Regions from separate parts of the Homo sapiens genome. Here region 1 is linked to region 2. Evidence: chromatin contacts called from ENCODE POLR2A ChIA-PET data. All regions are on one chromosome and are shown on one strand. The core of a region is the stretch at or near the end of the contact, and the rest is flanking DNA. Distances in the headings are between cores, read along the strand shown. Region 1 overlaps ERBIN (erbb2 interacting protein). Region 2 has its middle 41 kb from the start of ERBIN.

Region 1 (3,105 bases), core at 30-2,529, 82 kb after region 2:
CTGCGGTGAGCCAAGATCGCACCCTTGCACTCCAGCCTGGGCAACAAGAGTGAAACTCTGTCTCAAAAAAAAAAAAAAAAAAAAAAAAAAAAAGGTAACTGTAAATCATTCCATGACAGGACCTTCAGGAAGTATTCCAGAAGAAGGCATTGTTATCATAGGAGATGACAGTTCCGGTTGTGTTGTTGCCCCTGAAGACCTTCCAGTCAGACAAGATATGGAGGTGGAAGACGGATAGTAATGATCCTGACCCTGTATAGGCCTAGGCTAATGTGTGTGTTTGTGTTTTCATTTTTAACCAAAAAGTTTAAAAAGTTAAAAAAAAATTTCTTTTAAATAGGAAGAAAAAAGCATATAAAATAAGGATATAGGAGCTGGGCCTGGTAGTGTATGCCTGGTAGTCCCAACTACTTAGGAGGCTGAGGTGGGAGGATCCCTTGAGCCCAGGAGTTTGAGTCCAGCCTGGGTAACATAGAGAGATCCCATCTCTAAGAAAAAGAAAAAATATTCTGGTTAGCTGTACAGTGTGTTTGTGTTTTACACCATGTTATTACAAAAGTTAAGATTTTTTTAAAAAGAAAAAGTTTATAACGTTATAATAAGCTAAGGTTTATTATTAAAGAAAAAAAATTTTAAATAAATTTACATAGCCTAAGTGTTTATAAAGTCTGCAGTAGTGTACAGTAGTGTCCTAGACCTTCACATTCACTCACTACTCACTCACTGACCCACAGCAATTTCCAGCCCTGCAAGCTCTATTTATAATAGGTGTACTAGTTTTTTTTTTATCTTTCATACCATATTTTTGCTGCACTGTTTCTATGTTTAGATATGTTTAAATACACAAATACTTATCATTGTGTCACAGATGCCTGCTGTATTCAGTACATCAGCATGCGGTACGTGTTCTTAGTCTAGTGGCAGTAGGCTACACCATATAGCCTAGAGGTGTAGTAGGTTATACCATCTAGGTTTCTGTAAGTAGACTCTGTGATGTTTGTACAATGATGAAATTGCCAAACAGTGCATTTCTTAGAACACATCCTGTCAAGCAATGCACGATTGTTTCTTCCAACAAAGATGCCTTTGGTTAATCAGACCTTATACCAATTATTTATTGTGAAATAAACCATCTGAAACTTAGTGATATTATAAACCAAGAAGAGTCATCAGTATTACCTATCATGGGTCTGGGGCTCATCTTGGCTTAGCTAGTTGGTTCTTGCTCAAATTCTTACGTGGTTGCAGTTAGATGGTTGCCAGGGCCATGAGCCAGAGCACCTGCGTGTGACTTCTCGGTAAGACTTGAGTTTCCTTACAGCAAGTGGCTGGTTTCAGAGGGCAAGTGGATGAAAGGAAAAGGGCAAAAGCCTAAGTGGCAACTGTATTAGCCTTTTTATCCTAGCCTTGGACGTCATGTAGCATCACTTCTGTTATATTTTGTTTTTAAGAAGCGTGTCACCAAGACCAGCTCTTATTCCAATGACGGGGAAGAGGATTTCACCTCTTGAGGGGAGAAGTGTAAAAGAATTTGTGGAAAATGTTATACCTACCACAACCTCATTCTACAAAATAGTGGCATCTTGTTGGTTAGGGATTAAGTTCTAAAGTCAGTGTAAGTAGAAGGTATCATGATGGGGAGACCATTATACATTCTCTGTCCGGCACGGTGAGGATTTTCTATAGGTTCAAGAAAAAGTCACTGTTTCTTCAACTGAATATCAAATAAGATATATTTGGCTTGTGTTCAGTGCCTTTCTTGTGTGGAAAATATATTTAAGTACTAGAGTAGCATTCAGCAAGGTGCAATTACCAGACTTTGAGAGGCTCTGTGGAAAAGAAAATTGACATCACTATCAAACTAGTTACAAGACCTACATTTATTGAGTAAAGAAGGAAGGTAGGCAGAATTACTTGCATTATTACTTTTATTTAATTTTGATTTAATTAATTAATTTATTTGAGACGATGTCTTGCTCCGTTGCCCAGGCTGGAGTGCAGTGGCCCGATCTTGGCTCACTGCAACCTCCACCTCCTGGGTTCAAGCAATTCTCCTATCTCAGTCTCCCGAGTAGCTGGGACTACAAGCGCCTGCCACTATGCCCTGCTAATTTTTCTATTTTTAGTAGAGACAGGGTTCCCTGTGTTGGTCAGGCTGGTCTCAAAACTCCAGACCTCAGGTGATCCACCTGCCTCGGCCTCCCAAAGTGCTGGGATTACAGGCGTGAGCCACTGCGCCTGGCCTATTGCTTTTATTTTTAAATTTGGAGAAATTATGTAGCTCAATTCATAAATAAGTAGATGAACGAAGCAACTACTTTGTTTTCCCAAATCTTTGTTTCAAATAAGAAGGGAAATATCGTGATTGAGAGGTCTCTTCCCTTCTTTTAGTAAAAATAATGCAATACCGCGTTTAAGGGCATATAAGTGAATGAGAGTTAGTATTGACCTTATGCTACTGTGATATATGTCAATTAAAAAAATGCTAATGTGTCAATTTCGGGAGGATAAAGCAAAAAGAAAAAAATGCTAATGTGAGAACAAGCATGCCAGCAAGCCATGGTCACCCCACACCCAATAAAACAGGTAAACAGGAAAACACAAAAAGTACCTGTGAGTATGAATAGTATATATAAAATATTTTCAAAGAAACAAGTTACTCTTATGTATCTTCAATAGAAAGGAAAAACTATTATTTATTCAGCTTATGTATAATTATGTTTTCTGTTGCTGATTCAGTTACTTTTGGGAAAGGCAGTACAAGTAAAGCCACTCAATATGGCTTTGTGTTGGACATTCGTAGTTTCTTAGAACAGCTAACGAAAATGTAGCTTTTATGCCCTTTGTTTTTTAACATAAAGAATCTGAGATTGAAGAGGTAGTGTGTTCAGGATTACAGAATGATAAATGGTGGAATCTAGACTCAAATGTAAAGCAGTATTATTTCCAAAGCCAGCTACTTTTGTGTTCAGCTATATTGTTTTTGAATTTTCAGTGATTTATTGGTAGGCTTTTTGTTATCTGGGAATTCCTTCTATTAAAATTATATTGTCAAGTGTTGAAATATGCAGGTTTTAACTAGTTGCATTGACACAGCTTGATTTT
Region 2 (2,751 bases), core at 163-2,662:
AGGAAAGGACTCTGACTTTGCTTTTGTGGCCAAGTCTTTCTTCCTTTCCTTTCCTTTCCTGCCTTTCTTTCTTCCTTTCCTTTCCTCTCCTCTCCTCTCCTCTCCTCTCCTCTCCTCTCCTCTCCTCTCCTCTCCTCTCCTCTCCTCTCCTCTCCTTTCCTTTCCTTTCCTTTCCTTCCTTCCTTCTTTCTTTTTTTTGAGATAGAGTCTTGCTTTGTCACCCAGGCTGGAGTGCAGTGTCACAATCTCAGCTCACTGCAGCCTCTGCCTTCTTGGGTTCAAGCTATTCTCATGCCTCAGCCTCCTGAGTAGCTGGGATTACAGGTGCACACCACCACACCCAGCTAATTTTTGTATTTTTAGCAGAGACGGAGTTTTGCCCTGTTGGCCAGGCTGGTCTTGAACTCCTGGCCTCAAGTGATCCACTGGCCTCAGCTTCCCAAAATGCTAAAATTACAGGCATGAGCTACCATGCCCGGCCTTTTTTTTTTTTTTTTTAATGGGCCGGGGACTGAACCCAGGCCTCCCATGTGGTGTGTTGCGTTGATGTGGCCAAGTCTTGTTAGTACCTAATCTTACCCCTGTAATTCCTCCTTTCCTTTAGGGTTCCAGACTTGCCCACTCCACTCCCAAATTTCAGGAAATGAAGTTCCACCCATGTATCCAGCACCTTGGCCTGGGACTATGTTCTGTGCCACTACATTCGTGGCACCCTTACCACTGGAGGAAACGCAAGGTTGCTCCTTCCTACACTGCTGAGGAAGGGGAACTCAGAGGTAAACTGGCCAATGCAGTTGGCCTATATAATGTGTGTGTGTGTGTGTGTGTGTGTGTGTGTGTGTCCCCTGAAAGTCAGGTTATTGTTGGCTTTTATTATCTCACTTCAAAGAATCCTTGCTGCTTCACATTTCACTCTCATCCTGGTACTGATGCTGTCACAGGTGTTTGAGGAAGAACATGGTTTATCTACATGCAAGTTATTTTTACTTTATTTTATTTTTTATTTTTTGAGACGGAGTCTTGCTCTTTCGCCCATGCCGGCTGCAGTGGCACTATCTCGGCTCGCTGCAAGCTCCGCCTCCCGGGTTCATGCCTTTCTCCTGGCTCAGCCTCCCGAGTATCTGGGACTACAGGCACCCGGCTAATTTTTTGCATTTTTAGTAGAGACGGGGTTTCACCATGTTAGCCAGGATGGTTTTGATCTCCTGACCTCGTGATCCGCCCGCCTCGGCCTCCCAAAGTGCTGGGATTACAGGCGTGAGCCACCGCGCCCGGTTGCAAGTTATTTACTTACCTGTCTTCCACATTAGATTAGCCTGCCTAGGGTAGGATGGTCTTCTCTCTCCCTCTCTCTGTCTCTCTCTGTCTCTCTCTCTCTCTCTCTCTCTCTCTGTCTCTCTCTCTCTCTCTCTCTCTCTGACTCATGGGCTGAGCATTATGCCTGGAGCACAGCAGCTTCTTAGTAAATGACAACTGCTATGTCACCAGGAAGGCACTGACTTCCAGGATATTCACCCTTCACCCTTGCTTGGAAAATCCTTTGCTGCTGGTAGCCACTTATCATTTGATTCATACTCAAACACAAAGGGAAAATAAATTCTGATGTGATCAGTATGACTGTTTTTGATGCAGAGCCAAATTTAGCAAATAGTCTAATAAAGATCTTCACTTTTTTATATAAAGGCTTAGAACTTCCAGAAGTCAAACAAAAAGCCTGTTTAAGGCTAAGCCTTCTCCCATCACTCATCACTATTCAACAACACCGTTTAAGCACTGAATATGCACTAGGTGCTGGGAACACAAAAGTTGGTGAGGAAAGGGTCCCTGGTTTCCTGAATGAGACGAATCATTCAGAGGAAAAGACTAACACAGTAACATAGATGACAATTCAACGTGATGTGGTGAGTGCTGTAATGAAAGGAATAAATGCAGGGTTGTGGTGGCTCAGACAGGTGAGGTGCCAGCTCTGCACAAGGCAACCTATAGACCTCACGTGGACGTCACTAACAAAAGAAATTAGCAGATGAGGGAAACTCCGGGAAACAGGATTCTCTACTTGCAGTTTGGGTGCCCTGGGAGGCAGACTCCGAAACACAGCTTAGTGTTTGGGATATTTATTAGGAAAGAAGAGAAGGAAGAATCAGGCAGAGGGAGAAGCCAAGCTGTGATGCCAGCCTGGCAGCCTCAGCCAATTCTAAGGGGAGCTCTGGAGCTGAAATGGCTCCTCAGGGTTATCCCACAGTGAGCCAAAGTAGCCAGACATTTGTACTCTCACTCCAGTCATTGGATAAGGACTACCTCCAGAGGGATGTAACCTTGGTAGGGGGGATTTCTGCAGCTGAGCCAATTTCTACAAGAACTGACAGTTGAAGGCTGTCTGTCAATTGCATTCCCAGCAGCTGAGACAGCAAATCTTTCCTCACAGGGGGATCTGGGCAGATCATCTCCATGTTCAGCATAGACTACCCCATGTGCTACTTGGATTCATTGCTTCATGTATGAATGGGGCTGTCTTCCTTAGAAGGGGAAGGTTGGTGGAACAAACTACACCTGCTGCTGTGACTGGTCTTGAGACTGCAACTGGTACTCACTTTATCTCTTCTCTTAACCATTCTAAAATCCCTGGGCCCTCAGCTAACATCTCTACTGGTTTTGGTGGCTTACCTGGTGGCATGACCCAGACTATCATTCCTAAGGGGAATGAGCCCATGGTCTCCATGTCCTTCTCAGGCAAGGGACACTTCCTTTGTC

What was found. ChIA-PET counts read pairs that join two places held with the same protein, here RNA polymerase II (POLR2A).
Region 1: POLR2A ChIA-PET joins it to region 2 with 22 read pairs in activated T-cell. The contact joins two enhancer-like sites. POLR2A ChIA-PET finds 5 or more read pairs at or near these places in 3 of 52 experiments (BJ, PC-9 and activated T-cell).

Annotation. Positions count from the first base shown.
Region 1 is chr5:65,966,617-65,969,721 of GRCh38, forward strand. The region is part of intron 1 of ERBIN (erbb2 interacting protein); the gene reads left to right. Among named protein-coding and RNA genes, the nearest start is that of ERBIN, 42 kb to the left of the region's middle. Within about 2 kb of position 1,280, at least 2 of the 41 ENCODE cell types and tissues checked have a DNase peak (open chromatin) inside an H3K27ac peak, as active enhancers do.
Region 2 is chr5:65,884,664-65,887,414 of GRCh38, forward strand. No RefSeq gene overlaps it. Among named protein-coding and RNA genes, the nearest start is that of ERBIN, 41 kb to the right of the region's middle. Within about 2 kb of position 1,413, at least 2 of the 41 ENCODE cell types and tissues checked have a DNase peak (open chromatin) inside an H3K27ac peak, as active enhancers do.